2 separate regions of the Mus musculus genome follow, and region 1 is linked to region 2. The links are chromatin contacts, found by Hi-C or POLR2A ChIA-PET in ENCODE. All regions are on one chromosome and are shown on one strand. The core of a region is the stretch at or near the end of the contact, and the rest is flanking DNA. Distances in the headings are between cores, read along the strand shown.

Region 1 (4,986 bases), core at 1,109-3,608, 110 kb after region 2:
TGGCTTAAGCTGGCCTTTACCTTTCTTTTTTCTTTTTCTTTGTTTCTTCCTTCTTCTTCTTCTTCTTTTCCTTTCTAGTCCAAGGCCCTTCCCTAGCAAAGAAGCTTCAACCCAGCTGGGACCCCAGTGCTCACCTCTCCACCTCAGCCCTCTGGCTTGGGTTGGTGACAGCAGCAATGTACTGCATGATGTGCTTGCTGGCTTCTGTCTTCCCTGCCCCACTCTCCCCTGCCGAGAAGATAGGAAATGATAGAACCAACTGGGTTGGGTACCACTAGCCCAGATCCTTGTCCCAGTCCAACCCACAAATGTGGAAGCACCATCACCCTCATTTCTTAGTCAGGCGTGGCTCCGGCATCTGGTTTACCGGGACAGGTACCTGAGATGACGATGCAGGTGTCCCTGGATCTGCGCTTCATTGCCTTGTAAGCAGCATTGGCCACGGCGTAAAGATGAGGTGGTCGCTCATAGAGCTCGCGGCCCTGGTACTTGGCAATGGCCTCTGGCCCATACAATGGCAGTTCCTGGTAGGGGTTCACGGATACGAGCACCTCACCAATGTAGGTATAGATACGGCCCTTCTCAAACCTGGGTATAGCATAACAAGACTTCTATATTCACATCCATGAGAGGCCCACGTGGGAGGCCTCGAGCAGTCAGCACCCCCTCCCAGAAAGAGCATAGAGAAGAGAAAAGGGACCTCACTGACTTAAGACCCCTTGGTGCCATCCTCAGTAAGCTGAGCCACCCAGAGCAGCCCTCAGCACAGTGCAAAGGGTGTGGTCCACACTGCTCTCTGCCAGGATGCTCAGGTCTCAGGAACCAGGAATATCTATCCCACAAAGGTAACGGCCCTGCAGGGGTCATCTTTCCCAGGTGACTCCTACAGGGCAGTTGGGCTGAGACTGTGAAAAGGGGACTCTTCCAGAGAGTGGGGGGTGGGGGGGGTGGGGGGCTTGGTTGTTTCCTGTCTCAGAGTCTAGGCGGGACCAGATCCGGAAGGGGACTCGCCCTGCCCCACCCAAATCATAGCGTGGTGATTTGCTAGTCTTTGCAACCCCAGCCATGGCCACCGTCCCTCTCCAGCACATCTCAAACTCCTCCACCCTTCCGTTTACTAACCATATTAGAAGCAGGAACCTAGGGCTGTACCTCTCTTGGGTTTTGTGCTCTGGGAGGAGTACTAGCCTCCTTGGGGCCCCAACTGTCCTCTCGGTGTGTGGGGCCCGCTCAACCCCAGGCAGGCCTCTTCAGGGTTCCTCTTTCTCTGCCCCCTCTGACAAGTCACGCCCTGGGACTACAAGTTTTGTGACCTGCAGCCACTGTCTTCCTCGGCTCAGCATACAAAGCATGGAGGGCATGCTTGTGAGCTTGCTTTTCGAGAGAATGAGGCAGTCTAACAAAGCATTGAACTCATTTCCTGGATAAAGCTCTCCATGTGGCAGCCTAGGACCTCCATCTCTGCACCTAGTGAGATTCCTGGTCCCCAGTTGCTCTCTAAGGAGCTTCCTAGCACACAACAATCCTCCCTAGGAGGTGTGTATGAAGTCCAGCCGCACACAAGGCCATTTAACATGCTGTGCTTCTAGCTCCTGGACCCCTCCCTGCTTTTTTCAGTGAGAAAGCAGGCTGCACTGTCAATTCTCCTAGTCCTAGCCTGTGACCCCTCCCATGAACAACTCCCAACCCAGAACATCATATCAGCATCATATCAGCTTGCTTCGATTATTGCGATTCTGGGGTGGAGGGCACTTCATTTTGGAGTTCCTAAGGAAACTCAAGTCGGGTCACACATGGGACCCAGGGGGAAAGCATCAGCAGGTGACAGAGAGGAGATGCAGTACATTCCTGGTCCCCATGCCTTTGCCTGTCTTCCTCAGGACTCTGGGCTTGTCAACCAGGGTGTTGTGAGGGTGGCTGGGCAGCTCCATTCCTGACAGCTGGTTACTTTCTGAGTGGCCATTATCTCCTGGAGATGCTATCATTTCAGCCTGTATTGTCTAGGTATGTGTAGCCTTGTCCCCATTCCTGACGATGGGACCAGGGTACCTTCAGGGCTTCTCTCAGGTCTGTGTGGATGATAAGGGAGGAAAGGAAGGAAAGAAGCCCAGTACCGCATCCCCACCCCCACCTCACATCTACCTGAGCTCTAGGTTCTTCATGAAGTCCTCCATGGTCAGTTGATCCAAAAGCACGAAGTCTGGTTTCCCATACTCAGGGCCTTCTTCGTCCTCCATCCTGCCCACTGCAAGCATCCAAGGCAGGTCGCCAGAGCTTTCTGTACAGAGGTGAAGGGGAAGGCAGAAAGGGGAGGCCCAGCCCTGCCTGACTACTGCAGTACTTCAGTAAAGTAGGAAGTGGGTTCTGCCCGGGGAGTTTGGCCCTGCCCATTGCTACTCCCCTGCCTTGGTGCTTCAGACACTGCTTCCTGCTCCCTGGCCCACAAGGTCCATGCCTAACTGTCTGTCCTGATGGGGTCTTTACTGGCTTCCTTAAAGCTCTTCCCAAGCTAGGTTTGGCCATACCTGTCTGTAATCCCAAGCACTCCAAAGATTACGGGCAGGCTGGAATTCTCCCTCCCCTTGTCTGTCTGTCTTCCTTCCTTCCTTTGCTCCCTCCCTCTTTCCGTCTCTCTCTCTCTCTCTCTCTCTCTCTCTCTCTTTCTTTCTTTCTTTCTTTCTTTCTTTCTTTCTTTCTTTCTTTCTTCTATCTCTGTAGTCCAAGCTGGCCTCCCCAAAGTAGCTAGGATTATACCAGGCTCAGTAAGAAAGGATGCTTCTTCTTCTTTCTTTCTTTCTTTCTTTCTTTCTTTCTTTCTTTCTTTCTTTCTTTCTTTCTTTTTTTGGTTTTTCAAGACAGGGTTTCTCTGTGTGTCCTGGAACTCACTCTGTAGACCAGGCCAGCCTTGAACTCAGAAATCTACTTGCCTCTGCCTCCCAAGTGCTGGGATTAAAGGCATGTGCCACCACGCCTGGCAGGATGCTTCTTTTAAAACGTTTTAAACATCTATTTTGTGTACAAGTGCTTTGTCTACATGTATAAGTGCACCATATGCATGCTGGGTGTCTGCAGAGGGCTAGAGGGCTGGGTGGCCGTAAACTGCAGACCTTTGCAGGAGCAGTCAGTGCTCTTAACTTCTGAGCCATCTCTCTAGCCCAATAGATATTTCTTTTATTATTATTATTTTGGTTTTTTTTTTTTTTTTTTTTGGTTTTTCGAGACAGGGTTTCTCTGTATAGCCCTGGCTGTCCTGGAACTCACTTTGTAGACCAGGCTCCAGGCTTGCCTCGAACTCAGAAATCGGCCTGCCTCTGCCTCCCAAGTGCTGGGATTAAAGGCGTGCCAACAGATATTTCTTGGCCTCTCGTGGTTACCCAGCTGAACATCGCTGCCCCAGAGCTCAACATCAGCCAGGGGTGGCCACAATAGAGTTTAAACCATAAAGACTTCCTGCCTGACCCAGCAGATGAGGCAGTGGTGGGGACTCGGCACCCTGCGATTCCTCCCCACAGTGACAAGGGAGCGGAAGAGTACACTCTCCAGCCCTCTAGTGGGCTAGCCTTTGGTAGGACCCTCTTGCATATGCTCAGCTTCGTTCTCTCATCCAGCCTCTGAGATAAAACCATTAACTCTTGGAGCTCTGGGGCCTCATCTTAGCTCTCACAGGTCTTGGCTTATGGTTGAGCTTGTAGATTAGTGGTACATTGAAAAATGGCTAGGCGACCACTCAGGTTTCTCTGTGCAGTCCTCCCTCCTGATTACAGGGTCTGCCAGTGGGCAGCTCTCTCTGCTCCCTTGATGGCAGGCCCAAATGTTCCCAAATATGTGTTATTTGCAGGCCAATTTTGAGAGAGCTTGTATTCACAGATATCTGACAACTGTATTTTGTTTTGTTTTTGCTTTGTTTTGTTGTTGTTGTTTTGAGATAGGGCTTCTCTGTGTGTCCTTGACTGTCCTGGAAGTAGCTCTGTAGATCTGGCTCACTTTAAACTTAGAGATCTGCCTGCCTCTGCCTCCCATGTGCTGTAATCAAAGGTGTTCTCCATCACCATCTGCTGACACTTGTATTTCAACCATTCCATTTGGTTTTTAGGATTATTTAATAGTGCAACATACCTAATGAAGTTTAAGTTCTAATTCACCATGTGGTAAAAGCAGGTATCATTAGTGATAAGATGAGCCACTGGCCAGAACTGTCCCAGATGCAGTAGTATGGCTCTGGCTCTGGCTCCTCCCTGAGGCAGTACAGCCCTTATGCCCCAATCAGGCTGCTTCCTTTTAAGCCTGGCATGAGAGCATTCCATCTGCAGCCTCCTGCGGTGGTGCTTTGGTAGGGTTTCCCCAAACCGGGGACTCCCACCCTTGGGTTTCACTTCGCAAAACCCCAGGCCTTAAAAAGCTCTGGGACTTGTGATTCAAACAAGAAGAGACGTGGGTGAGTTCCCTGAAATACAGAACTCTGCAGTCGTCAAAAATTACACCTGTCATGACATAGTGTATTTGGGGGTTTTTCTTCTAACCACTTAAAAATCCCAAGATCATTCTTAAGTCAGAGGTTGACTCTTGGGTGTAGCATTAGGCTCTGGTTGTTTCTACACCTGTTAGCACGTGATTAAGCCTCTAGCACGACCTACACAGGAGTTACTCTTTCACAATGTTGAAGCTAAAGAGAGGACACATTCATTTCTCCCTGGATTGAACCAACTATGGGCCCTTTCTGCACCAAACCCAGAAGCTCCCGTTGTTGAGAGAGGGGTTGGTCAGGTGGTGCCCACTTGAAGCTCCCTCATGGTATGGTCCTTATACCAAACTTGCGGGGCACAGCAAACTTGCAGATAGGGCAATAGGGTGGAGCCACCACCCACTCTAGTCTGCTAGGGCCTGAGGAAACCCTAGCAATTCTACTGTCTAGGTTAGTGGCAAATTGACCATCTATGGGTGTTTGTGTGTCTCAGCATGAAGCATCTTTTGTTGGCACCCACCAGT
Region 2 (4,667 bases), core at 1,878-4,377:
AGGAGCTCTGTCTGGAGAACTGTGTACTGTTTCATCTGGCAGGCTGTTCATGTGTGGGGTCAAGTCCATCCAGTCTGCATGGACAGACATCTGGACTAGGCCATGAAATCCAGCTTTCCCTTATTTAAGGTTGACATCTCTCTGGCTTGCCCTTCTCCCCTCTTCATGGTAATGGCTGATTTGGAGCAGTCAGTGTAGCCCCTGGGGGAATCCCAGGGCAGTTCTCCCAGGTACCCTTGCTCTCATAACACATAAGCCCTAGTGCCTATGCTCTTGGGAAAGGCTCAAATCCCCTGTCGGAGGCTTACATGAGCCTGTGCCAGTTCCCAGTAGTACTCACTCCTCTGCCTGGCGGGTGTGCCCGGCTGGGTGTGCCTGGCGGGTGTGCCTGGCTGGGTGTGCCTGGCTGGGTGTGCCTGGCTGGGTGTGCCTGGCGGGTGTGCCCGGCTGGGTGTGCCTGGCGGGTTTGCCTGGCTGGGTGTGCCTGGCGGGTGTGCCCGGCTGGGTGTGCCTGGCTGGGTGTGCCTGGCTGGGTGTGCCTGGCTGGGTGTGCCTGGCGGGTGTGCCTGGCGGGTGTGCCTGGCTGGGTGTGCCTGGCGGGTGTGCCCGGCTGGGTGTGCCCGGCTGGGTGTGCCTGGCTGGGTGTGCCTGGCGGGTGTGCCCGGCTGGGTGTGCCCGGCTGAGTGTGCCTGGCTGGGTGTGCCTGGCGGGTGTGCCCGGCTGGGTGTGGCTCAGGTTCTTCCCTTTCCAGGCTAAGCAAGTACTGAACAACCGAGCTGTACACTCCGACTTCCATATGCTTTCAAGAGACAATGAGTATTGCTCAAGACATGGAGAAATTAGACTCCTTCTGAATTGTTGGGAGCCTGTTTTGGTGGTGTCTCCTGTGATCCAGGGTCTTGCTACTAGTGCCTTGTTTGGGGGCCTGGGGATGTTGCTCAGTCAGAAGACTGTCTAGCTTGCCTGGAGTCCTGGGTTCTAGTCTTAGCATTGGATAAACTGGGTATGCTGGCTCATATCTGCAATCCTAGTCCACAGATTTATTCGTTTGTGTGCGTTCACATTTATTTACTTATGTATTTACATTAAAAAAGGATTTATTTATTTATTATATGTAAGTACATTGTAGCTGTCTTCAGACACCCCAGAAGAGAGCATCAGATCTCATTATGGACGGTTGTGAGCCACCATGTGGTTGCCGGGATTTGAACTCGGGACCTTCGGAAGAGCCAGTCAGTGCTCTTAATTGCTGAGCCATCTCTCCAGCCCCATGTATTTACATTTATTTACTTGTGTGTATGTGTGTGAGTGTGGGCACATGTACAACTTAAAGACTTTTTTGCAAGTTGGATTTTTTTTTAACATTTAGTGTGTGTGTGTGTGTGTGTGTGTGTGCGTGCGTGTGTGCATGTGGAGGTCAAAGGACTACTTGTGGGAGTCTGTCCTCTCTTTCTACCATGTGAGTGCCAGAGGCCGTATTCGAGTCATCTTGTCCCCTCTGAGGTCTCTCTGGTATTCATCTTGCTTTGAGGCAAGGTCTCTCTTGTGACTTCTGTCGGTCTCCTCTGATTCCCAACCTTTAGAGTGCTGGCATCACAGATGTGAGCCACTTCATCTGGCCTTTTCCCCAGTTCCTGGGCCCTGTATTGCAAGCACTTTTACCTGCTAAGCCATCTTGCTGGCTCAACGGAGGGACAGCAGAACATATCAGCAAATTATATGTCAGGTAAGAAATTAAACCCAGAATATGCAAAGAACTCCTAAAATGCAAACTATAACCAAAACAATCAGTTAGTTAAAAATAAAGGCAAGTGCTCTTAACCATGGGGCCTTCTCCCCATCCCTGTCTCTACCTTATCCACTATACTGACTCAGTCTTGCCTAGACTGTCTAACCAGTCAGTCTCCATTGCCTCCAGGCCTGGACTTACAGACTCCTCCCAATGGCCTGGCTTTTACATAGGTGCTGGGGATCCAAACGCAGGTAGGTCCTTGAGCTTGTCCTGCAAGCACTTAACAGTTTTGAGAAAAGCAGGTTTACATGATGCTATATGCACAAAGCACACTGGTACAGAATTTTCCAGTTTGGCAAATCAAAACTCTTTGTAGTTCAACCTAATGTGCTTTTGGTCTGATTCATCCAAATAAGGCATGGCCAGACCCACATTCCTGAGGTTCTGTGTCTAAAGGCCTTACAGCTCGGGAGCCAACTCCAGCAGACGCTATGGTGAAGGGTCTTCCACAGCACCGACTTTCCCATACTCAGGCTTTGTTTATGAGGCAGGGCCTCACACTTACAGCTCAGGCTGTATGGAACTCACTATCCTCCTGTCTCCATCTACCTAGAGGTGGGATTTACAGGCGTGTGAAGCCTTTGAGAGCACGCCTTAGGCCACATGAGGAAATGAGAAGACCTTGGGGTATTGGGGGTCGGGGAGAAAAAAATTACAGGTAGACTCTGACCAGGATCGTGTTTAAATAGCTTCCTCCTGGAGAAAACACAAGATATATTTGGAAAGTAGGACATTTAAAAAGTATTTCATAATCTTTAAAATGAGGGGGCTGCTTGTGCCCGTTCCCCAGAGTTTAAGAAAACGGAGGCGCTCACAGGGACCTATCAGGAAGCGGTTGCCATTGCACAATGACGGTGTGGGTCCTGGATCTAGGCCCAGGGATGCCTGCCTGTTCGAGTTTCCGCAGAGAGGGCAGCGCCTCAGGACCCCGCCCGACCTTGAAGGGCCGCTCGACCTTGAGGACCATGTTTGCCTCAGTTACTTGCTCTGTGCAATGGGAAGATACGCGGTACCACTGGGGAAGACCAGGGGCCCCGACGCGTTCCTAAGGACAGCCAGATTGCGTGGCCACCCTCCCTAACTGCCCTCGGACTCTTCCCCCACCGACCGCGCCGCAACCATCTAGTAGGAGCCCGCGGGCGGGAACCTGCCTCTGCGCGCTACAGCGCACGCGCGCCTCGCGCCCCGCCCCACCCGCGCCCGCGCCCGCCCATAGGCCTGTCGCGCCGTCACTCCGTTTGGAAAGCAGTTGTGATTGATCCAGGTCCGGGCGCGCGACTCGGTGGTGGGCGGGGCCCGAACCGGGTATAAAGGAAGCCGCGGCGAGGCTCGTGCCGCTTTGCAGACGCCACTGTCGCTTTTCGCCGCTTGCTGCAGCCATGGTCAACCCCACCGTGTTCTTCGACATCACGGCCGATGACGAGCCCTTGGGCCGCGTCTCCTTCGAGGTCGGGTGGGCAGTGGTGCTCCAGGGTGGGGTCCCGGGAGCTGTGGAGGGGGAGGCTCTCTCGGGCGCGGCCCGACCCTCCGGTGGAGCGAGCGCGGGTGGCGGCGCCATTTCCTGACGAGGGGCCATTTTGGGAGGCTGGCGAGGCGCGGGGAGGCTGGGCGGGCTGCGGACAAAGCCGGGCGGGGCGCGGCCGTTGGGGGAGGGGGCCGTCCCCGCCCGTCCCGGCCTCCCCGCAGGCGCACGTGGCTGCGTCCTGTGGGGCCCCGCGAGGCCGGGCGCACGTGCTCCGCGCCTCTCCCTTCTCCCAGCCGTTGGGCCCCGCCCTGCTCCGCTGCGGCGCTGCAGCCCCGCGGGCCTCTTCCCAGCCTGCTTTCCGGAGCCCCACAGCCTTTTACTCGGATCTGAGCAGGGACCCTGCCTAAGGTCTCAGGGGCGAAGGCTCGGAGAGCCCGGACGTGCTCGTTAGCCCGGTTAAACCTAGTGGTTTCCTAAACCTAGTGGTTCCTACGAAGAATATAAAATAATCGTTTTATAGCAGACTTGAGTGTGAATTGAACCTTTGGCCATTTGGTCCGAAGTAGCCACATTTGGTTAGGGAGGCTCAAAATACCCCTCCGCGTCCCCCACCCCCGAGCGGAAACGAGAAAGGCTTGGCTTTTGCTGGTGCCCAAGGACCGCCTCCTGTCGCAGTGATGGCGCAGCGGGGGAGGCGCTCTGAACCCCTCCCTATTACCCTCAGTGAGACAGGCATGTTATGACTGGCCACGCTGCAGTTTGCATTGACCAAAGTGGATTGCCAGTAGTTACCTACTTAATTAGTTCTGGAGGTTAAGTGGCTGCTTAAAGATCAGTTAGTAATTAGAGTACCCTAAACAATTGGCGTTTTTCTTTTACAAAATTAAATATTCAGCCGGGCGTGGTGGCGCACGCCTTTAATCCCAGCACCCGGGAGGCAGAGGCAGGCGGATTTCTGAGTTCGAGGCCACGCTGGTCTACAGTGTGAGTTCCAGGACAGCCAGGGCTATACAGAGAAACCCTGTCTCGAAAAAAACAAAAAACCCCAAAATTAAATATTATTGTTAGCCTCAGTACTAGCCCTTAGGCCATAGTGGAATATGTTACTTAGTGTCTGTACTGTTAAACTCCAGAAGCTATCATTGGTGAGTTTTTAACTCAAAAGCTAGATCTCCCGATTGCCCGCCTGCCACAGTGCTGGGTACACATAGTAGGTAGGCACATAAAAAGAGCACTAGGTTCTAATTAGCCCTCACCCAGCATGTATCTAGTCAAGAGCTGATAATTGACAAGGACTCTTGTGGAAACTTGGCCTAAGCTTAGCCTGGGTAGGATAGTATCAGGTTAACCAGAGCTTAATGGGAATGAGATGAGCCCATAGGTGAAAATAGAGGTGGAGCTGCCAAGAAA

What was found. A loop is a pair of places that touch in the nucleus more often than their neighbours do. ChIA-PET counts read pairs that join two places held with the same protein, here RNA polymerase II (POLR2A).
Region 1: a loop to region 2 is called in a map of v-Abl transformed pro-B cells, with 2.6 times the contacts of the local background. The contact joins the promoter of Myo1g here to the promoter of Ppia in region 2. A Hi-C loop is called at or near these places in 1 of 37 maps with a recorded cell type or tissue (v-Abl transformed pro-B cells). POLR2A ChIA-PET finds 5 or more read pairs at or near these places in 3 of 5 experiments (Patski and embryonic stem cell).

What each region holds. Positions count from the first base shown.
Region 1 is chr11:6,518,600-6,523,585 of GRCm38, forward strand. It overlaps Myo1g (myosin IG), which reads right to left and starts at 2,359. Exons shown (of 22, transcript NM_178440.4): 1 at 2,143-2,359; 2 at 380-588; 3 at 135-228. The coding sequence starts at 2,255.
Region 2 is chr11:6,412,740-6,417,406 of GRCm38, forward strand. Ppia (peptidylprolyl isomerase A) reads left to right here and starts at 3,128. Exons shown (of 5, transcript NM_008907.2): 1 at 3,128-3,240. The coding sequence starts at 3,172.